Linked DNA regions of Homo sapiens: region 2 is linked to region 1. A link is an interaction called in ENCODE POLR2A ChIA-PET data of the cell type or tissue named here. Cell type or tissue: Panc1. All regions are shown on one strand. Links, peaks and the distances in the headings refer to the core of each region. The heading gives the core; the rest is flanking DNA.

What was found. Peaks named below come from ENCODE experiments on the same cell type or tissue, not always from the same donor. Only the 100,000 strongest peaks of a DNase experiment are listed, where the experiment ranks them.
Region 2: POLR2A ChIA-PET joins it to region 1 with 12 read pairs; 3 of 35 experiments call an interaction of 5 or more read pairs at or near these places.

Annotation. Positions count from the first base shown.
Region 1 is chr12:63,855,594-63,867,626 of GRCh38, forward strand. All of the region lies in intron 1 of SRGAP1 (SLIT-ROBO Rho GTPase activating protein 1), which reads left to right. Among named protein-coding and RNA genes, the nearest start is that of SRGAP1, 17 kb to the left of the region's middle. In Panc1, for the core only: no CTCF peak of the experiment used is centred there; a DNase peak (open chromatin) is centred at 6,768; H3K4me3 peaks cover 1,164 bases; H3K27ac peaks cover 7,246 bases.
Region 2 is chr12:63,935,161-63,947,193 of GRCh38, forward strand. All of the region lies in intron 1 of SRGAP1 (SLIT-ROBO Rho GTPase activating protein 1), which reads left to right. Among named protein-coding and RNA genes, the nearest start is that of SRGAP1, 96 kb to the left of the region's middle. In Panc1, for the core only: no CTCF peak of the experiment used is centred there; no DNase peak of the experiment used is centred there; H3K27ac peaks cover 1,984 bases.

The DNA.
Region 1 (12,033 bases), core at 2,639-10,638:
AATTCTCATGCCTCAGCTTCCCAAGTAGGGACTACAGGCGTGCACCACCACACCCGGCTGATTTTTGTATTTTTTAGTAGAGACGGAGTTCCACCATGTTGCCCAGGCTGGTCTTGAACTCCTGGGCTCAAGTGATTGCCCTCCTTGGCCTTCCAAAGTGCTGGGATTACAGGCGTGAGCCACCATGCCCAGCCAGAATTATTTTCTCTTCCTTTTTATTTTTAATTTTTGTGGGTACACAGTAGGTGTGTATATCTTATTGATTTGTGAGTTTTGTTTTGTTTTAGTATGTTCGTGATGTTAGTCTCTTGCCAGTTATATCTGTTGCAAATATCTGCTCCCAGTCTGTAGCTTGTGTTTTCACTTTTAAAAAGATCCTCTAGGCTGGGCTTGGTGGCTCATGCCTGTAATCCCAGCACTTTGGGAAGCTGAGGCAGGTGGATCACCTGAGGTCAGGAATTTGAGATCAGCCTGGCCAACATGGCGAAACGCCATCTCTACTAAAAATACAAAAATTAGCTGGGCATGGTGGCAGGCGCTGGTAATCCCAGCTCCTTGGGAGGCTGAGGCAGGAGAATCATCTCAACCCAGGAGGTGGGGATGAGCCAAGATCGCACCATTGCACTCCAGCCTGGGCAACAAGAGCGAAACTCCGTCTCTAAATAAATAAATAAATAAATAAATAAATAAATAAATAAATAAAAAGATCCTCTTAATAAATAGAAGTTGTTCATTTTTAATCTGTTCACATGTATCAATTATTTATATTTGGTGTTTAAATAATCCTTCCCCACTCTAAAGTCAGGAAGATACCTGTCTGTGTCATCTTCTAAATGTTGTAAAATTTTGCTTTCGGCGTATGTTTTTAATTCATCTGAAGTTTTTTATTTTGTGTGAGCTAGGAATTTTGTTAAAGTTCTTTTCATTTAAATGACCTTTCTTGGGTTCCATGTGCTAATAGTCTTTTTGAAGAAATGATATGCTAGCTGCTTCTGTTTTGATGAAAGTTTCACATACGCAAAACTCTATTTTTGGACACTCTATTGTGTTCCGTTGGTTAATTTATTCTTGCACCAATACCAATCACACTATCTTAACTACTATAGCTTTGTAATAAGTCTTTATGTCTGGTAAGCTAAATCTTCCTTCTGTCTTCTTTTTCAGAAGTATCTTCTGATCTTGCTCCTTTCTCTTCCAAGTAAATTTTAGAATTAGTTGGCCTTCCATTGAAAACACATTGGCATTTTGATTGGAATTGCGTGAAATTATAAATCAGTTAGGGAAGAATTGGCATCTATATATTAGTTCTTCCTACCTGTGAATATGAGTATTCCTCCATTTATTTAGTTGTTTTAAAATATCTTTGTGTAAAGTTTTATGCTTTTGATATTTTTGTTTAGATTTATATCAGGATGCTATTTTTATGACTAATGTTCATGAGATCTCTTTCAAGAGTGTTTTCTACTTTCTATTATGCAGAAATGCAATTTACTGCTTTTTTTTTTTTTGAGATGGAGTTTCGCTTACCCAGGCTGGAGTGCACTGGCGTGATCTCGGCCCACTGCAACCTCCGCCTCCTGGGTTCAAGCGATTCTCTTGCCTCAGCCTCCCAAGTAGCTAAGATTACAGGCATGCTCCACCACGCCCAGCTAATTTTGTATTTTTAGTAGAGATGGGATTTCTCCATGTTGGCCAGGCTGGTCTCGAACTCCCGACCTCAGATGATTCACCCACCTTGGCCTCCCAAAGTGCTGGGATTACAGGTGTGAGCCACCACACCTGGTCTGCAATTTACTTTTTTTTTTTGAGACGAAGTCTTGCTCTGTCACCCAGGCTGGAGTGCAGTGGCATGGTCTCGGCTCACTGCAACCTCCGCCTCCCATGTTTAAGCAATTCTCCTGCCTCAGCCTCCAAAGTAGCTGGTATTACAGGTGTGCACCACCATACCTGGCAACTTTTTTTGTATTTTTAGTAAAGACAGGGTTTCACCATGTTGGCCAGGCTGATCTCAAACTCCAGACATCAAGTGATCCACCCGCCTTGGCCTCCCAAAGTGCTGGGATTACAGGCATGAGCCACCGTGCCTGGCTGCAGTTTACTTTTACATAGCCACTTTGCTAGTCTGCTATTTCAAAGAATTTTTTCCCTTGTTTGGTAAAAAAAACACTCATTATTTATAAATAAAGATGATTTTATTTTCTCATTTATAAGCCCTATGGATTTATTTTTCTTATATTTTTGCCCTAGGCAGAATTTCCAGTACAAAATTAGTGAAAGTGCCAACCTTGGCATTCTTGTTTTCCATTGAGAAAGGAATGCTTTCAGGCCCCTCCTCCCTTGAAGAATGATGGTTGTTTTCAGTTTATTATAGATACTCTTTAATAGGTAAAGTGCAAATCTTTTGTATTCTTTGCTTACTTGAAGTTTTAATCATTAATAGGTGGTTGAATGTTACCTTCTTTTTCTTTTTGAATCTGTTGATATTATGTTTTTTCTTCTTTACTCTGTTAATGTGATGAGTAATATTTATAGATTTCCTAATATTTAACCTTCTTTGCATTAAGGCTATCTTCGTTGTATTTTGTGTGTGGTGTGTGTGTGTGTGTGTGTGTCTGTCTGTCTGTATACACCGTTGGATTCAGTTTGCTAATATCTAGTATTTTTGTCTTTAAATTCTTGGGAAAAAAACAGACCTATGATTTTACTTTTTAATAATGTCGCTGTCTATGTTTTTTTTTTGGAGGGGAGGGTGGGGAGATGGGGCTTCACTTTGCTGCCCAGGCTGGTCTTGAATTCCTGGACTCAGAGAATTCCTGGGCTCAAACAATCCTCCTGCCTCGGCCTTTCAAAGTGCTGGGATTACAGGCATAGAGCCATCAAGCCTGACCACGAATCTGTTATACTAGCCTCACAGCGTGAGTGAGGCTATTTTGTGGAAGATTTTGAAACTTTGAAATATTTCTTTCATTGAGAGTTCAGTAGAACTGTTTATCTGAGTCTAATTAGTTTCCTTGTATGAATAATTTTTAAACTGCTAATCAGTAGTTAATCATTTTATTAGTTACAGGATTATTTGTGCTGTGTATTTCTTCTCATGTCAGTTTTGATAAATTATACTTTTCTTTTTTTGAGATGGAGTTTCGCTCTTGTTGCCAGGCTGGAGTGCAATGGCGCAATCTGCTCACTACAACCTCTGCCTCCTGGGTTCAAGCGATTCTCCTGCCTCAACCTCCCAAGTAGCTGGGTTTACGGGTGCGTGCCACCATGCCCAGCTAATTTTTGTATTTTTAGTAGAGACAGGGTTTTGCCATGTTGGCCTGGCTGGTCTGGAACTCCTGACCTCAGGTGATCCACCCGCCTCGGCCTCCCAAAGTGCTGGGATTACAGGCGTGAGCCACTGTGCCTGGCCGATAAATTATATTTTTCTAGAAATGTATTCATTCTGTATAAGATTTAAAATGTATTGAAATAATACTGATGATAGTATTCTCTTATTTTAAAAACATAGGCTGATCTGTAATGAATTAAAAATATATTATTTAAAAATATTTATTTTTGCCTTTTCTTGCTGAATCTTAAAGTAGTTTGTCTTTTTTGAGACGAGGTCTTACTCTGTCATCCAGGCTGGCATTCAGTGGCTCATTGCAACCGCCACCTCCCAGTTCAAGTGATTTTGGTGCCTCAGCCTCCCAAGTAGCTGGGATTACAGGTATGCACCACCATGCCTGGCTCCTGGCTAATTTTTGTATAATTAGTAGAGATGGGGTTTCACCATGTTGAACAGGCTGGTCTTGAACTCGTGGCCTCAAATGATACACTCGCCTCAGCCTCCTAAAGTGCTGGGATTACAGGTGTGAACCTCTGCACCTGGCTAGTTTATCTGTTTCTGTTGGTTTTTCTTCTCTGTTTTGTGAATTTCTGCTCTTATCTTTACTATCATCGTTTTCATTTTCATTGAATTTATTGTTCTTTACCTATTTTCTTAAGTTGAACACATAGCTCATTCTTTTTTATCCTTATTTTCTAATATAAGCACTTAAGATAATACAGTTATTTTCTATAATATAAACGCTATTACTAATATAAGTATTTAGAATGTAAGCATCTTTTAAAATGTAACACTTCTAACATAAACACCTTTTCCTCTTTTTAACATCAGCATGAAATGGAATACAATTCCTTTTCTAATATAATCATTCTTTCTAATATGACTGTTTCTTCTAATGTAAGCGTTAACCCTAAGAAAGGCATCTTTTCTTCCCTAATAAATATTCATGATAATTTTCCTTAAACTACTACCTTTGCTGCATCTCACTAGTTTTGATATGTAAAGAATTAAGTTCTAAAAATGTTTTAATTTTCATAATAATTTCTTCTTTGACTCATGAGGTGTGTGTGTGTAAATATATGGTATTTCCTTTTATTTTTCTGGGATGGGGTCTAACTGTGCTGCCCAGGCTAAAGTGCAGTGGCGTGATCTTGGTTCACTGCAACCTCTGCCTCCTGGGCTCAAGCAGTCCTCCCACCTCAGCCTCCTGAGTAGGTCGCTGGGACCACAAGCATGCACCACCACACCTGGCTAATTTTTTGTATTTTTGGTAGAGACAGGGTTTCACCATGTTGCTCAGGCTTGTCTCAAACTCCTGAGCTCAAGCAATTTGCCTGCCTTGGACTCCCAAAGTGCTGGGATTACAGGTGTGAGCCACCATGCCCAGCCTGGTATTTACATTTTTTAAACAGATACATAAGACTATTTTATTTTTTCCTTTTAATATAATTACATTATGAACTGAGAGTAATAGTGTTTGAAATTAGTTGGAGGTTGTTTCCCCTTTTTCTGTTTTCTGCAGGAGTTCATGTTAGATTGGAATTATCTGACTCTTAAATGTTTAGTAGAACTCATCTGCAAAGTCATCTGGGTCTCACATTTTCATCAAGGAGAAAAAAATCTCATTGTGTTCAAATTTTCTGATTAACTGACATAAAATTGTTTACAGCATCCTTTTATCGTCTTAATCTCTGCATTATTTTCAATTAGGCCTCTTTTCTGTTAATAACAAATGTCTGTGTATATATTCTCTCTTTTTTCATTGATTGACTTGCCAGAAGTATGTTTATTAGTCTTTTCAAAGAACTAGGTTTTTGCTTTATTGATTTACTGTATTGTATTTTCTGTTTCATTAGTTTATCCTATTATACTCTTCCTTTTTCTTCATTTCTCTCTTTCTTGCCCTCTTTTTTTTTTTTAAAGAGAAAGGGTCTCGCTTTGTTGCCCAGACTGGAGTGCAGTGCTTTTCACAGGTGTAATCATTGTGCATTATAGCCTGGAACTCCTGGGCTCAAGTAATGCTCTCACTTCAGCCTCTTGAGTAACTGGGAGTGCAGGCGCAGACCGCCAAGCCTGGCCCTTTTACTTTTCTCATGGGTCTTTATTTGCTGAACCTTTTTAAGGTTTGTATTTATTTTCTCAGTTATTATTTTTAAAGTTTTTTATTTAATTTCTCAGTTATTATTTTTCTTTTCTGATATAAAAATAAAAGGTTGTAAAATTTCCTCTAAGTACTGCTTTACCTGCATTCTGTAATTTTTTTTTTTTTTTAATAGAGACAGGGATTCACTATGTTACCAAGGCTGGTCTTGAACTCCTGAGCTCAAGCAATCTGCCCAGCTTAGCCTCACAAAGGGATGGTAGGCATATATATATATATATTTTTTTTTTTTTTTGAGGCAAAGTCTTGCTCTGTTGCCCAGGCTGGAGTGCAGTGGCACATTCTCAGCTTACTGCAACCTCCGCCTCCCAGGATCAAGCGATTCTCATACCTCAACCTCTGGAGTAGCTAGGATTATAGGCACCCACCACCATACCCACCAATTTTAGTATTTTCAGTAGAGACAGGGTTTCACCATGTTAGCCAGGCTGGCCTTGAACTCCTGACCTCAAGTGATCTGCCTGCCTCTGCCTCCCAAAGTGCTAGGAATACAGGCATGAACCACTGCACCCAGCCAGGCATAAATTTTTATATGTAGTGTTTTTATCTTTCAGCTCTGTGTATTTTCTAATTTCCATGATTATTATTTCTGTGACTCATGACCTGTTTAAAAATATGTTTTAGGCCAGGAGTGGTGGCTTATTCCGTAATCCCAACACTTTGGGAGGCTGAGATGGGTCAATTGCTTGAGTCCAGGAATTTGAAACCAGCCTGGGCAACATAGTGAGGCACTGTCTCTATAAAAAATTTAAAAATTGGCCTGGCGCAGTGGCTCACGCCTGTAATCCCAGCACTTTGGGAGGATGAGGTGGGTGGATCACCTGAGGTCAGGAGTTTGAGACCAGCCTGGCCGACATGGTAAACCCCGTCTCTGCTAATAACACAAAAATTAGCCAGGTGTGGTGGCGCATGCCTGTAATCCCAGCTACTCAGGAGGCTGAGGCAGGAGAACTGCTTGAACCCAGGAGGAGGAGGTTGCAGTGAGCCGAGATCACGCCACTGCATTCTAGTCTGGGCGATGAGTGAAACTCCATCTCAAAAAAAATTTATACACACACACCTCATGAGTCAAAGAAGAAATTATTATGAAAATTAAAACATTTTTAGAACTTAATTCTTTACATATCAAAACTAGTGAGATGCAGCAAAGGTAGTAGTTTAAGGAAAATTATCCCTTGTGATTCTTTCCTACTCCAAGGCTGGCTGTGGAGACCTATGACACTAGGCCCTGCGGGGGAGGTGCCACCCTGCAGGCTTTTTGGTGTCACAGCCAACTTGGCACAAGACGAGCATTTACAAACATTCCAGCAGTTCTTAAAGCATTAGATGTCACAGTTACTGGACTGTCATTTCTGACTCCCTTCTCAGTTGGTCTGTGGAAGACATGGACTTTTGCCCTTGACTTTTATTATTCTGAAGGTGCGGCTTATGCAAACAGCTCCTTCTCACAGACCTCCAGCAACTAAGATAGAACAAAGGTGTCTGCTTATCTTAAGTCAGACCTTTTTCACTTCTGAAGATATCCAGATTTTAGTCTGGCTGTGAAATTAGCATGTTTTCACCAGTGGAATTCAGCTTTGGAACAGTATTTACCAAGGAGAAGGAGCAGGAAGACATCCGTTTGCTCATCTTGTTTTACATATGTAATGGCGCTGTGTATTTCTTTTGATGTCTTCTCAATGCCGTTCACAAAGTTTTCTTTGAAAGTGATGGCTTTATCCTTCTGCTCATATTGATTACCACAGTTCAAGTACCATTTAGTTGAATTATAATCCTCAAGCACCAGGGGAGATTCCAGAACTCAGTGAATGAGAGATTTGATCATTGCTGCAGGACTGAGTTCTGCCCATTCCCTGTTCTTAGAGGAGAGGTAGGGAAAAAGAGCACCTTTTTAGAAACTTGCACTAGAAAAGGCGAGGAATGTTTTCTTTGGCTGACCCCAGGGCTTGATTAATTTGCTCACCATTTCTTTGGCTGTGACAAGTTTTCACTTTTATTTACTTCATGACAGACAGTGGAGACATTGCTTGATAATGATGCGGCACAGAAAGCTGGTAGGTTTTGAGATTTAGAAAAGAAAATTTGTTAGTTTTTGTGTCTCTTAGAGAAGAGTTTTCTGAGTACAGTATTACAAAAAAGGAATGAATGCCTTTTCAAATGGTTGCTCTTTTCAAAAGGTTGCTCTTTTTTTTTCTTTTTTTTTTTTTTGAGACAGTGTCTTACCTTATCGCCCAGGCTGGAGTGCAGTGGCATGATCTGGGTTCACTGCAACCTCTGCCTCCTGGGTTCAAGCAATTTTCATACCTCAGCCTCCCAAGTAGCTCGGATGACAGGCATGTGCTGCCATGCCTGCCTAATTTTGTGTCTTTAGTAGAGATGGGGTTTCACCATGTTGGCCAGGCTGGTCTCGAACTCCTGGCCTTAAGTGATCTGCCTGCCTTGGCCTCTCAAAGTGCTGGGATTATAGGCGTGAGCCACCGCGCCCAGCCACAGTTGCTCCATTTTTAATTGAACTTCTGTTGCACTTGTATTGACAGTGTTTATGGGAACTCTCAAATGTGTCACCAAAAATCTATATTTGAAAGATTTCCAGACTATTGTTCTAGAGCTAAGTTTTAATTATACACATCTATCTGTATTGTTAAAATAAAAACTTTAAACAAATTAAATTTAACAGAGTTTAATTGAGCAAAGAACAATTTGTGAATTGGGCTGCCTCCCAAGCCAGAGTAATAAGCTCAGAGAGACTCCAGTGCAGCCACATGGTGGAAGATTTATGGACAGAAAAGGGAAAGTGATGTATAGAAAATGGAAGCGAGGTACAGAAACAGGTGGATTGGTTACAGCTCAGCATTTGCCTTATTTGAATACGGTTTGAACCCCCAGCCACCTTTAATTGGCCAAAATTTGGTCACTGGCACAAGAGGAGGTTTTAGTCTGTTTATATTTCCACTAAGGTTTCAGTTTACTATGTCCAGAGAAACCTTTAGGCTAAACTTAAAATATATGAGGAGGCAGCTTTAGGTTAAACTTAATTTAATAGTATTCTCCACATACCTAATCTATGAATAAGCATCTTCTTTGAAGACGGGAACTGTACTTCAGGTTCTTTTCTGTTTAGCATTTAATTCCAAGATTTCCTCCAGCAATCTTGGAATTACGTTGTGAAATAATGTACAGAAAGCCTTGTGCACTGTGAAACAGAATAAAAATTACTTTTATTATCATTGTGGTTATTCATCTTTTGGGTATTTCACAGTCTCATAATACCACGTCCCATTTTCAGATACCATATAACACTCTGAAATAAGCACACTCATGTAGATTAGTATACATCTCATGTAACCTAGTAGTTTATAGCATGGCCTCAGGAGTCAAACTGCTAGGGTCTAAATCTCCCAGCTCAGCTACTTTCTGGCAGTTTAACTATGGGCAAATTACTTAATCTCATTCTGCCTTACTTTCCTTGCCATTAAAATAGTGATAATGATAGTACCCATTTCAGAGCATTGCTGAGACAAGTAGAGTGTTGAACTGTCTGTCACATAGAATGCTCAAAATATGTGAAAGTATTACCACTTTTATGAACTCTGGCCCTGAAAGCAATAATAATAAATGTTAGGTTGCAAAAGACTTAGTAGCCAAGAGGAGCCTAAGGAGTACATGGGGACTAAACATAATATGCTGTATAGATAGGATCCTGCGACAGGAAAAGAACATTAGGTAAAAACAAAGGAAATCCAAATAAAGGATGAACTTTAGTGAATTAGGAAAAATTGTTAGCCTGGGAAAATAAAACATCTGTGAAAAAAAAATTCCACTCATATAACTATATGGTTATATAAAAAAATAAACTTGTTGGCTAAAATAGAGATTGATAAGGCAGAAAATGGAAGTTCTCCCCTTTCCAAAGATAACTACTCTTAATGGTTCAGAGTATTACATTGGTGCAAAAGTGCAATTACTTTTGCACCATGAATTTTAAATCATTATTACTAGGCTGAAACACATTTTTATTAATCAAAATAGGAAGCATTATAACCAACACATTTTTGCCAATGAAAAATAAGTTTTTCTGAGTAAAAATCCGTAGGCAGGGCACGGTGGCTCACTCCTGTAATCCTAGCACTTTGGGAGGCTGAGGCGGGCAGATCACAGGGCAGATCACGTGAGGTCAGGAGTTCGAGACCAGCCCAGCCAACATGGCGAAACCCCGTCTCTACTAAAAATACAAAAATTAGCTGGGCATGGTGGTGGGTGCCTATAATCTTAGTTACTTGGGAGACTGAGGCAGGAGAATCGCTTGAACCCAGGAGGTGGAGGTTGCGGTGAGCCGAGATCCTGCCACTGTACTCCAGCCTGGGCGATAGAGCGAGATTCAGTCCCCACCCGCCGCTGCCAAAAAAAAAATCTGTGCTTTGTGATTCAACAAATTCTTGAAAAGCATTTTCTGCATCCTGCTGGTTGTGGAAGTGTTTTCCCTGCAAAAAGTCATTGAGATACTTGAAGAAGTGGCAGTCTGTTGGCGAGAGGTCAGGTGAATATGGTGGATGAAGCAAAACTTTGTAACCCAATTCCTTCAACTTTTGAAGCGTTGGTCGAGTGAAGTTCATTTGGCTATTGTCATGGAGAAGAATTGGGCCTTTCCTATTGACCAGTGCCGGCTGCAGGTGTTGCAGTTTTCGGTGCATCTCATCCATTTGCTGAGCATACTTCTCAGATGTAATGGGTTTGCTGGGATTCAGAAAGCTGTAGTGGATCAGACAAGCAGCAGATCACCACACAATGACCATGACCTTTTTTTGGTGCAAGTTTGGTTTTGGGAAGTGCTTTGGAGCTTCTCTCAGTCCAACCACTCAGCTCATCGTTGTCGGTTGTGGTATAAAATCCACTTTTCGTTGCATGTCAACATCCGATGGAGAAATAGTTTGTTGTTATTTTGCAGAGTAAGAGAAGACAACACTTCAAAATGACGTTTTTTTTATTTTTGCTCAGCTCATGAGGCACCCACTTATCAAGGCTTTTTAGCTTTCCAATATGCTTCAAATGCTGAATGACCATAGAATCGTCGATGTTGTTCTTCGACAACTTTTTGTGTAGTTGTAAGAGGATCAGCTTCGATGATTGCTCTCAACTGGTCATTGTCAACTTCCAGTGGCCAGCCACTATGCTTCTTATCTTCAAGGCTCTCATCTCCTTTGCAAAACTTCTTGAAACCACCACTGCACTGTATGTTCATAAGCAGTCCCTGGGCCAAATGTGTTGTTGATATTGTGAGTTGTCTCCACTGCTTTATGACCCATTTTTAACTTGAATATCACTCGAATCTGCTTTTTGTCTAACATCATTTCCATTGTCTAAAATAAATATAAAATAAAAAGCAAGTAATAAGTCATTAGCAAGAAAACATAAAGTGAGAAATATGCATTAAAATGATGTATAACATAACCACATTTATGTAAGAATGTGTATTCCAATATCAGACAGCAAATTTCAACAATGCAAAAACCATGATTACACTTGTACCAGTTGAATACATCCTTCCAATGGCAAAATTTGTATTTATTTATATTTATAATAGTTAATCTATTTATTTACTTATTGAACAAATGGGATCGTTTGTAGAATAGTTAATATAGACTTTTTTTTTTCTTTTTTTTTTTGCTCAACAATGTGTCATCTATACCAGTGCTACTCAAGCATAGTTCATAGACCAGTGCTGGTCAGCAATGCATTTGTTACCAGTCTCTGGGGAGATAAGGGAGGAGATAAGGTAAATCATAACATTTCTTTTTTTTTTTTTTGAGACAGGCTCTCACTCTGTCACCCAGGCTAGAGTGCAGTGGCACGCTCATGGCTCACTGCAGCCTCAATCTCCTGGACTCAACTGATCCTCCCACCTCAGCCTTCTGAGTAGCTGGGACTACAGGCGTTCATCACTATTCCCAGCTAATTTTTTTATTTCGCCGTGTTGCCCACGGTGGTCTCGAACTCCTGGACTTAAGTGATCCTCTTACCTTGGCCTTCCAAAGTTCTGGGATTACAAGTGTGAGCCACCACTCCTGGCCTTGGCACTGCTTTCTTTATTCAGAAAATCTTGCTACGAAACTAAACAGTGGTTAGTGATGTGAAGCTTTAGATTCTGGCCTAAGCCTCTTATCTCATTGTGGATCTGAAATGAACAGTTTGCTGACCTTCATCTGAGTAGTGCTGGTCTGCACCATGCCATATAAACATATAAAGAGCTGTGTTATCTCTTTAGGAGTTATTGATATTACTTGTTTTTCTTTTTGATTTAGAAACAAGATTGTCTTTCAAATGGAATAGTGGTGGCATTTACCAATAGCCACCTCTGTACTTTTATCTGCATCAGTTTCAGTGATTGAACTTCATTTAAAGAGTCAACACAGTATAGAGGTTGAGACCTTGGATAAAGCCAATTCAAATTATGGCTACTCTGGAACCTCAATTTTTTAATCTGAAAAATTGATATGATGAATCAATCTTATAAGATGAATCTATCTTATAAGATTATTATGAGGAT
Region 2 (12,033 bases), core at 2,494-10,493, 79 kb after region 1:
TCAAAAAGTAAATGTTTTTTTAAATAAAAATGAGCCCATGAAGTCATATGGAGAGTCTGAGCAATGGAATATTTATCATGGGCTTTATGCCTCGTGGAATTGTGCCTTAATTTAAGAAAACTCTGTTGGCAAAACCTGAGACCGAAAAGCAGATAAATTAGTCGAAGACCATTTATTTTATTATAATATTTATGCTCTATTTTTTTCAAATAACCACTTACTCCAACACTTTGAAAATGTGACTTGGTTGTATAGAAACACTGATTTACACAAAAGTTTTGGTGAATTTATCTTTTATGAAGTGAATTTTCTGAGAATCATATGTTCTAAAATTATATTTAATCTACATAGTTTGGTATCATGTCTTTAAGCAGTAGAATGGCTTCAATTATAAGTATAAATGAAATTGCTAAATATCAAGGAAATGACACAATACTTTCTGGTCCAAAAATAACACTTACAGAAAACAGTATATCACTAGGTATTTTATTGCCAGAAAGTTTAATAAGCTTTCTTATAAGTATTGGTAAAAAGGAATATCTGAAAAATTATTGGCTGTGTTTTATGATGTTGTTATATTAACCTCTTCCTAATCCTCCAAAGAAATAGAGCAGATTAAAGTTTCTTTGTGTGATCTACAGAAATATGAAGCAGCAAGTGTCTTGAGATCCTGTAACTGTTATGAAAAATTGGAAAGAAACATGGAGAATTCCAGCTCTTAGTGAGTTTAAATTTTAGCTGGGAAATCCAGGAACATTTATACCCAAAAAAGAGACTCTTCTTTCATACATCAACAGTCACAAACAGAAAAAAGGGAAAAAGGTGGAAGATAATATTCCAAAAGTTTAATAGTGGTTATCTCCTCTGATGAGAGTAGGAGTAACTTTTATTTTCTTAATATATTTCTGAATTTTCTTAAATGAATATTTATTACTAGTGTTATAATAACAGTTATTTTTTTAAAAAGAGACTGCCCAACAGTGTGCAGGACGTACCAAATGAGAAGTAAGTACAATAAGAGATACACGAATCCAGAGGATTGGGCTTGGGTAGTGAGTATATGTAGAGGAACTGGGGCTCAAGCTGGAGCTTGAAGAGTAGATAATACCATAATAATGATGAGATTTCAAATTTATAGGTTATTACTGCATCAGAGACAAGTTGCCTCCCCAGTAAGCATATTCCCTTTCTATATTGGAAGAGCCCCAATTTTCTTCAGTTAGGATAGTTCCTTTCCAGTTATCAGAAATTGGCTTACAGTTGGATATGTAGCCCAGTTTTGGCCTATGGGACGGCAAGGGGACATGTGCTCAGGTGCTTCTGAGAATTTTTGTAGACACTAAGAGAGATGACCCTTCATTGTCTGTGGACTTTTTCTGGTCTCATATGACACCCGGAGCTGCTGCACAAGAGGAACCAGTAGACAAGTGTAGACAGTACAGTGAAGACATAGAGGGCACCAGAGTCATCAATACCATTGTTCAGCCAGCGTGTGTAGGTGAACTAGTTTCTTCCGTTTTACTTATAGGTTTGTAAGATAACTAATTTCCTTATTGTGTAAAGCCAGTTTGAATTGGGCCCAAAGTTCTCTCACTGATATATCAATTCTACAATTTGCTAACTTGTTCATATCCAAGATTGACTTTGATCTGAACAACAATTCTGCAAAGTTGGTAATATATAAATAATTATTCCCTATACTGATGATGAAACTGAAGTTAAAAGGATACCACTTGCCTAAGGACCCAAATCCAAATTTACCAATTCCAAATCTTTCTGTTTTCCCTCTGCTTTTTCAAATGAGAGAGCGCCATATCAGTGGAGAGATGTGGTACTTAATTCATCAGTTCTGGAGTGAATGCCTGTTCTATGCCCAGGTAACATTCTAGGAGCTAGGGATCCAAAGCAGAGGAGAGGGAAGAAAAGAAAAGCAGCAGAGAGTGAAAGTGTGCTCAGCATTTGGCACATGAATCTCATGTTGGGATCAGTGGATGTTGCACATTGGTTGGTCATGATAACTGCATCAAAAAATTAAGTTGGGATTAGATTGTAGAAACCTAAGAATTCCAGGCTAGAGTTAATTTCTCATTTAGTAGGAAAAACTGGGATGTTGCTGACAATGGCCCATAATCATACAGCACAAAAAGAGAGGCAGGTCTTTAAAAGTCCTTTCATCTTGGTGACAAGTTGTATATCTATATGTGTACCATTTTATATATAATCTACTATAGAACTTGAAATAAGGGAAAACCAGAAACCCCAAGAACATTTCTCTTTAGATGTGGATAATTTAGCATTATCCATACTGCAAATGAAATGTAGTAGTATTCTATGAATTACTTAGTTCAAATGTGACTTGTCTATGACATCTGGGCCCCATATGGTAGATTAATTAAAGCAGGGATGCTGAATTTGGATAGCTTGATATCCTCTTCAAAGACTGATCTCCCTTAGGACTAAGACAGGAAAATCCTGACGTTTTGATTTCTCTGTGTACAGGGACCTTTAGCGTGAGAACAATAAACGGCCTTTTGTAGCTTCTTAATGAGACATGTAGCATGTTATATTAACACCTAGGAGCTCGCCTTAAACTGCTGTCCCTCACTAATAACTAATAAAACGGGTGCACTCTAAATGCAAAGCCACAGCGCTTTCTTATTCTTTATTCTTTTTACCCACATCAGGAGTCTTTGTTTTTTCCTGGTATTGCGTGCCCCTTCACAGCATGTGGAAACAGCACACTGTGTCCAGAAGCGCCCCGTGGCACGGTTGGCCTGGAATCTCCAACATCTCCCCACACAGCAGCAGGCAGCCCTGGATGACCAGGTCAGCCAAAAAGTAAGTTGAGTGTTTTACACATTGGCACACTGTCTGTGTGGACTAAGCCATGTGTAACAGTCTCCGGAGAGGAACCCTCAGCGGTTTCTACTGAGATGAGCATCCAAAGCTGGTCATGTGGCCAGAGAAGAAAGGGCCCAGGGCAAGGGAGATGCACAGGAGAGTAGAGATGGAAGCTGCAGAGCCACACCAAAGGCCTGTTTTTATATTTCTGAGCCTGGTTTGGTGCCTCCTCTGCTTCTAAATGTAAATGCTTACATTTTAGCCAGTTCACATTTCACCTCTCCTTGAGTCCCATGAATTATGCAGGGATCTTTAGGAGCCCTTGTAGAGGTGGAAGAGCAGATGCCGCCCTGGTTCGGGGTGGAGTCTTCCAGGCTTGCCAGGGTGTCCGGTTGTGCTCGCCTGTCACCTGTTACTGCGGAGCCATGGTGGGTTTTTACTGGCTGGTTGCTTGTGTCCTGAAGTTTGAGAAAGACCCCTTACCTTAGCCCAAGCCAATCCCATCCTTACGGAAAGTGAACAGAAAAGAATAGTTGATTGCCTTCCCTGTTCCTCTCTTTTCTTCCTTTCTAGGCAATATTGTCCAAATAACAATGATGCCTTGTGTGGTTAAACAGCTGGAAGGTGGTATAGATTATCATGCTATTTGCACACATATGGAAATAGAGTGAAGCAATAACTTTTACCATGTTAGCACCTTCTACTACTGTTTGTGAAATCTCTTCAGAAATGTTTTTAGGTTTTTTTTTTTTTCCAGCCTGAAATTCCTTTAAGTTGAATGAAAATTGACCTTAAAGGCATATGGTTTGCTAATATACTTTTCAATTTAATCTGAGCAAATTGTGATATACTTTTTTGATATGAAAATCTGGGCTGGGTGTAGTGACTCATACCTGTAATCACAGCATTTCAAGAGGCTGAGGTGGGAAAATGGCTTGAGCCCAGGAGTTCAAGACCAGCCTGGACAACATGGTGAGATCCCATCTCTACAAAAAAATACAAAAATTAGCCAGGTGTGATGGCTTTGCCTGTAGTCCCAGCTACTCAGCAGGCTGAGGCAAGAGGACCACTTGAGTCCAGGAGATCAAGGCTGCAGTGAGCTGTGATCACACCACTGCACACTAGATCCACCATGGGCCACAGAGCAAGACCTTGTCTAGAAAACAAAAAATTCTGCACTGAGTGGTCAATTAGTATACCAATTCTTACTTAGGAGGAAGTATATTCTGAGAAGATAAGTATAAGAGCACCAATCCCAAGACAGATCTCAGACTCTTAACGGGAGGATGTAAAGTAGAGGAGTAATACTCAACCTCCCTCCTCAGCAAGTTCCAGTGAGACTATATGAACAAAGAAAATATTTCAAGTTCCTTGGAATGGCAAGTGTCCTATAAGATATTTGCAATATACTGTTTTTGCTTCAGAAAGGCGTAAGGGAACTTGCAAGGATTCATAAAATACAAAAGAACAAAAATATTAAATGGAAGACCCGAAAGAAAGGAGGAGAAAAAAAGGCATCCAGGGAAGCTAGAAAAGAGACCAAGATAAATGCACCCCATAGTGTTTGAAGTGCAGGTTAATGAGTGGGCCCCTGGCTTCCTGTGAAGTTTTTTCTTCCAGTGAAAAGGGAAACCTGGTCTGTTAAACACCAGGTTGTGAACAGCAACCAAGAAGTAAAAAACAAGTTGTTTCTCAGGAGAAGAAGAATTATTCCTAGTGTTAAGCTAGCATCTTCTCCCAAGGGTGCTCATACTTAGAAAATCTCTAATTAGGATAAACACCTGACATGACCCTGGAAGGTGGCTCCATGGCTCCAAACCTTTATTCCCTTCTGTGAAATGGAGAGATTGAACCTAAAGATCTGTAAAGTCTCTGCAACTCTCAAGTCCAGTGAGTGTGTTGTCTTCACTCCTAACCATTTTCTCTTGTAGAAATGAAACAATCTTTCTATCTCTCTTTTCTTTTCTTTTTTTTTTGAGACAGAGTCTCTCTCTCTGTCGCCCAGGCTGGAATGCAGTGGCGCAATCTCGGCTCACTACAACCTCTACCTCCCGGGTTCAAGCGATTCTCCTGCCTCAGCCTCCCAAGTAGCTGAGATTACAGGCACCTCCCACCATGCCTGGCTAATTTTTGTATTTTTAGTAGAGATGGGGTTTCACCATGTTGGCCAGGCTGGTCTCGAACTCCTGAGCTCAAGTGATCCACACGCCTCGCCCTCCCAAAGTGCTGGTATTACAGGCGTGACCCATGGCACCTGGCCTCTGTCTCCCATTTCTTACTACTGAATTTCTTCTCTCCTTCCATCCCCCACTCCATCCTGCCTTTTTCTTTTTCTGTGGCCCAGCCTGATATTATGTCAAATGCCTCTTTCTCATACAACTGCTTATCTTTTCCCCTACTTAAAAAAAAAAAAAAAAAGGCTGAGCAGAATAGCTATGATCAAGGAGTGTTTGTGTCAGGGGAGGAAGGGGATGGGCCATGTGTTAAGGGGGTGGGGGTTTGCTGTCTGGAATTGAGGTCAGCCAGGAAATAGGAAGCAGTTTTTATACTTCCTTCATTTGCAGGATAGTTGAGGATTCTGCCTGAAAGCTGGGCTCTTTGTTTAAAATATAGGCCACAAGGAGAACTGTCTGTGGTTGTGCCACTGAATGGCTAATTGTTCTTAATTGTATTCTGTGTTCAGCAGACCTCTAACTATCAGCTTAAAAACAGTATTTAGGGAAATTGTTTGTGCCTCCGTTTGTTTCTTACATTCCAGGGTTATCATCGTTGGAGGCAACATGCCTCAGAGTGTGACCAGAAAGGCTCACAAGGGCACCTGCCTCAGGCAGCATGTGGCATCTCCTATGAATTATGCATCATCGGCATATGGACAGTGGAGGCCGCCTAAAAACAACTAGCCGCTTATCATTGCCACAGTTGTACATTACCTTCCCGCGGCCTGATAAAGGCAGTTTTACTCTAGATGAGAGCTGGGATTGTTTCTTCTGGGTGTTCTCTAGAGACCGAGTGTCAGAAACTTAATGGCTTCTGAATGGAAGTGATGTTTGGCATCGTTTAGTGTTGCTGGTCTATGAAAAATACATTCATTGTGGTAAATAAGATATTTAAGGTAACATTAATCCCTGATAAATATATATTAAATTAGTCTTTAATATATATTTAATATATATTAATTAGCTTTCTTTACCCCAAAAACCTTTCTCTCCTACTGTTTGCGCTTTTGCAGTTTGGTACAACTGCCAAGATTAACTGTAATCCCTTGTCCTTCTGTTTGAATAAAAAAAGGAATGGCTGTTAGGTCTTGTCATCATGCCAAAAAATGAACTAATTATCTTCTTCTAACTGGAGACCTGGATGATAGGATGGGTTTTTTTATGGTTAAAAAATACCAATCAGGTCCATTGAATTTGACATCAGCTCAACTAGTAATGTATCTCGAGAATGTCTGTGATCCGTTTGATCTGCAGTTAATACAATATGCTGCATACATAAGAGGTGAAGCTCATGGTTTTCTCTAAAATTGTAACTGGGATTTTATTTTAGAAGTTCACTTGGGTTTCACCAAAGCTGTCTCTTAACAGTAAAATGTGTGAACATTTTTTGAAAAATCCTCAATGTAGCCAAGTGTTTTGAAAAAGGACTTACAGCTCCTCCTCCTAACATGCCAGTTAGAAAAAAAAAAAAAAAGGACTTGATCCTTTGAGTGGAAAGCCTTTTCTAACATATTTCTAGCATTTCCTTGACTGATATATTACATTTTGTGGGAAATAATTTAACCTTGTTCTCTGGTACAATGATGCCAACGAGCCTGGATTCTGTTGAATAGAATGACCCCACCTGGCTGTGATATTTTTAGTTTTTCTGTCTGCTTTTCTTAGGATATGTATTATCACATTATCCCTCCTTGGGATCATGTGGTTTGGAAATCAGAAGTTCCAAACCTGGAAATCACAGGTTTGGAAATCAGATCCTGAGTGTATTAGAATTCTGTTTAAAACAAGAGGAAGTGTGTGCTAGTAATGATCTGAGGGGAACTCCTTTGAAGGAAGAACCTAACATTCTGTGCTTTTATGATCCCTCTATCAATTCTGTAAAACTCTCCCCCTCTCAACACCCTCTATTTGTACTAAAGAATGAGGATATAAAGGTAGTCTTGTTGAAAAATTTCTCTATGGGCATCATTGTAATTCTAGCAGTCCTCAACATGGTCATTTATACTCTAAGAAAAATACTTTATTGTAGTTCTTTAATTAAACAGAAAGTACCTACTTGAGAATAACTATACACAGTAATACTTATAGCTAGATTTTCTATGTAATTAAATTAGCCATATACATTTAATGACATATACAATATGTCTAAGTGAATGATATAATTGTGAATTAAAATATGTTTATTACCCTTTATTGCAACCCATCTTAAATTATTTGGAAGATTTGGTACACTTTGTTAGGTAGGATGACATTCTTTTTTCTTGTTCATTGCTTCAGATTTCTGCTGATATGCTGTTGTTCTCTTTCAGTCCCAGCTGGGCCCAGGGATTCTGTGGGGTGCCTCCACCGGTCTAGATCTTCAGAAGAGTTTTTTCCACTTTATGATCAGTGTTGTAGTTGTTCAGCAAACATAATGAACCATTATTACCATCACAGACACTTGCCACTTAGTGAGTCCACTTTGCTTCTGCTGCTTTTTTCTTTCTTCTCTGAGCCTGGCCTCTTTCCTGTCCTCTATCCTACTCCTGCCTTCCATCCGTTTCTTCTCCCAGTGCCGTCTCCCAGCGCAGACGCTTTCTTTTGTTTAGCAATAACAATAACAATTTGTTATCGTTCTTAGCACAATGCTTAACATTAAAAGTGCTCACTAAATATATAGATAGGTTTTTTAAAAATAAATGAATACATCTAAAAATTACTTTAGCCAATTTTCAATAGAAGCATTAAAATGAGAAAAGGGGCTCTTCAGAGTAATAGGTACCAGGAAATCTAAGCTAAGTCTGGTTACTACAAATTAATCCCAAGTTCGTATGTTTCTCGAAAGTTTCAGAAAGGGAAGCTCAGTGAGTTGTACGTCACTTATTATCTGGTGGAGGGAAGTATGCCACTGTACCAGGAGAAACAGTATTTTTTTTTCTTAGTACATATTTCTGTATTAATGGTCATTCAAGGAACAAAATATTGACAGTCTCTTCATAGTAATTTTATAATAAGCTGCAGACATTTTTTCTCAGTTAAAAAATATAATGAGCATCTAATATGTGCAAGGCCCTGTGCCAGGAGCTGATCATACAATGGAGAATAGGAAATTTATGGTTTCTACCATCAAAGAGAAATCTTTTTATATCCCACAGAGTTAGTTAATAGTAACAATAACATTCATTGAGCTCTTAGCTATGCCAGGCCCCCATCCAAGTGTATATAGGCATTAGCATGTTAATTCCTATAAACCTTACTGGTACTGTTAATTATTCTACTTTTTACACTTAAAGAAATTGAGGCAAAGGGAAGTTAAATAATTTTTCCAAGGTTACATAGCTTGTAAGTGGTAAGAAATTTGAACCCAAGTAAGGCTGACTGGCTCTTGGGTACAGGCTTTTAACAACTATTCTATGTTTTTTTTCTAGGGGTATAAGAAAATGAAGAGGAGTAAGTTTTTGAGGGTTGGAGGTGGGCAAAGGTGATTGGTTTGCAATATGTTAAATTTGAGTTGCCTGAAGGCATCAAGAATGGAGATATGCAGTGGGCCATGGGGTATACAGATCTGCAGTTGGGCAGAGAGATCTGGGCCAACCAACATTTAGGTGATTTTTTTAGGCATCAGCAGTACATGGCTGGAATATGAAACCATAGGGAGAAAGCCTATGAAAGGTATGAGATGAATATATTTTTAAAATCTACCTTCAGAAAATCCAAGAATGTATATTAAATTATAATTCAGGAAAAATACCACTACAGAGAGTTCACATAATGTAGATAAAGATATGTAGCCCTTTGGCAGTTGGATGTATATGTACATGTTAGGTCCTGCGGTTGAGCTCAGCTGGTAAGGAGGAATGGGTAGCAAGCATTTGTCTCATTTGGTAATGGCCAGCCATGTATTGGGGGCACATTGCCTCAGATTCTCATAACTCTTTTCGGGAAGGTGCTGTCATCCTCATTTTATAATTGAGGAAACTGAGGCCCAGAAGATTAAGTAATTTGTCATGTGTCAAGGTTGCACAATAGTAAGTGGCAAAGCTTGGGTTTTGTCTTAGTCAGTTTGGGCTGCTATGACAAACTACCATAGATTGAAGGGCTTGTAAACAACAGAAATTTATATCTCACCGTTCTGGAGGCTGGGAAGTCCAAGATCAAGGCAGATTCAATGTCTACTAAGGGCCCACTTTCTGGTCATCTTCTCAACCTTGCATGGCAGAAGGGGTGAGGGAGCTCCCTGGGGCACTAATGCCCTCATGACCCAATCACCTACCAAAGGCCCAACCTCCAAATATTATCACATTGGGCATTAAGATTTAACCTGTAGATTTGGAGGGGGACACACATTCATTCAGTCTCTATCAGCTTTAGAGCCAGGGCTTTTGACTGCCCTTTGTTTCTACCCCTCCTGCACAGTTGGGCCACCGGAACAGTAGTAGATGTGAAAGCTTCTGCTATGTAAACAGGTTTGCTCCACTCACAAACATGCCACTGGACATACAGCTGAGGCCCAAGGTTGCCTTTGATAGTGCAGAGAAGAAATAACCCAGTCGGAAAAGTATTCCATCACTCCCATAAAAGCTCCCTAGAACAGCTTTGGTAAGGGAAGGTTCACTTTGTAGCCAGACAGGAACCCAGGTGCATGCTGCACAGTGAGGCACAAAGTGCCCTGCTAGCTCCTTCACCCTTGGACTGCTGTCACCCCACCCGGGCAGCAAGCACCGCTTCCTAGGTAGGCTGCTCTGCCTCCCACCCTCTCTGACTGTGCAGTGACATGGATGGGAGCCACTGATCCACTTCTCATGAAATCCAATTATTCAGGCAGAAAAGATGACTTCCTGGCAGAGCCCACAGGAAGCGTCCCCCAAGCCCCAGGAAACAAAACAAATACAGCTCTTCCTATCATTTTGACATCCTCTTTCTGCCCACCCCTCCCCAACAAGACAGACAGCAGAAATCTGGACTCAGCACTTTTACTTTTAACTCTTTCTTGCCATTAATGTTAATGAATGGTTCTTCTCAGGGCCAAAGGCTTCTGTCTTTCTCCCTTCCTCTTTTGTCTTTCTGTTTGTTTTTTTTTTTTAAATACTTTAAGTTTTGGGATACATGTGCAGAACGCGCAGGTTTGTTACATAGGTATACACATGCCATAATGGTTTGCTGCACCCATCAACCCGTCATCTATGTTAGGTATTTCTCCTAACGCTATCCCTCCCCCAGCCCCCTACCCCTCAACAGGCCCTGGTGTGTGATGTTCCCCTCCCTGTGTCCATGTGTTCTCTTTGTTCAACTCCCACTTTATTTAGGTACATTCCTAACAGCCATCTTTTCCCCAGTACTCTTACTGCTCCACATCTTGGAGAACTTATCTTGTGGATTCCACAACTTCAAGGTGTTCTTAACCCCATTGTTAGTTTAGGGATGTCTAAATGTTGTAGGATACTGTCACTGTTGTACATACACACTTATTTTGATGGGTTTGGTTGTTACTATCCAAGGCTTGAATTAATCCCACAGGGGAGCTCTGGAACTGAGATGGCCCCAGCAAGGGAGCAGAATCTTGGGTGAAGTGGCTCTCTTTAGCCAAGGTCCATTACTGGGGAGGGACTCAGGTATGAGCCATTCACAGCCAAACTCTTGGCAGCTAGAAGACTGAGTACTTCAGTCCCAGCACTTCAGTCTCAGAGCAGTGATCTGGGCAGGACTGCAGCATCCTCTGCAACACCTTTCTACCTAGTTCACCCACACATACCTTCCTATCTGGTTCACCCACACATACCTTCCTACCTGGTTCACCCACACATACCTTCCTACCTGGTTCACCCACACATACCTTTATCTTTTCAGGATCTTCAGCTGTTTCTTGCAGAAATCACCTTGACAATATTCAGCTTATTCAACTGAAAATATCTCCTCAGTGTTCTTTTTCTCTACACTGCATTATGAAATGGAGGTCTTTGTAATGAACAAGAAACAAGCCAACAAAATAATGGGGAAGATCTGGTTTTTGTATTCTCCTTTATGTTACCATTGTCACCATCCTAATTTTGGCCTTAATTATATCTATTTGGATTTATGAATGGCTTCTTTTTTTTTCTTTTTTTTTTTTTACAGTTTTATGCAGGCATAATTGACCATAAACTTCATATATTTAAAGTGTACAATTTGATGAGTTTTGACATATGTACGAAACCACTAAGATAGTGAACATTTCTATTACCACCACTCCTAAATTTTATCATGCCCCTTTGTAATCCTTCTTTCTGTCCCTCCCAGCCCCATTGTCCCCAGGCAACCACTGACCTGCTTTCTCTTGCTGGTTAGTTTGTATTTTCTTTTGTATTCTTTTTTTTTTTTTTTTGAGACAGAGTCTCACTCTCTCTCTCGCCCACGCTGGAGTGCAGTGGTGGGATCTTGGCTCACTGAATCCTCTGCCTGCTGGGTTCAAGCAATTCTTCTGCCTCAGCCTCCCAGGTAGCTGGGACCACAGGCATGCACCACCATGCCCGGCTAATTTTTTCTATTTTTAGTAGAGACGGGGTTTCTCCATGCTGGCTAGGCTAGTCTCGAACTCCTGAACTCGTGATCCACCTGCCTTGGCCTCCCAAAGTTCTGGGATTACAGGCATGAGCCATTATGCCCGGCTTAGTTTGTATTTTCTAGAATTTTATATAAATGGAATCATACAGTAAGTACTATTTTTTCAGGGGGACAGTCTTGCTTCTTTTACTTAGCAAAGATTTTTTTTTTAATTCACTCATATTGCTGTATATATAGTTTCTTTTTATTGTTAACGCATATTCCATTGTGATTGATAATCACAGATTGCTTTTCCATTGACTTAGTTGATGGACATTTCAATTGTTTTCATTTTTAACCACTACAAATAAAAGTGCTATGCACATTTGTGTACAAGTCATTATGTGGATATCCTCTTTAATTTCTCTTAGGTACTTAGGAGTAGAATAGCCAGATCACATGGTAGGTCTATATTTAA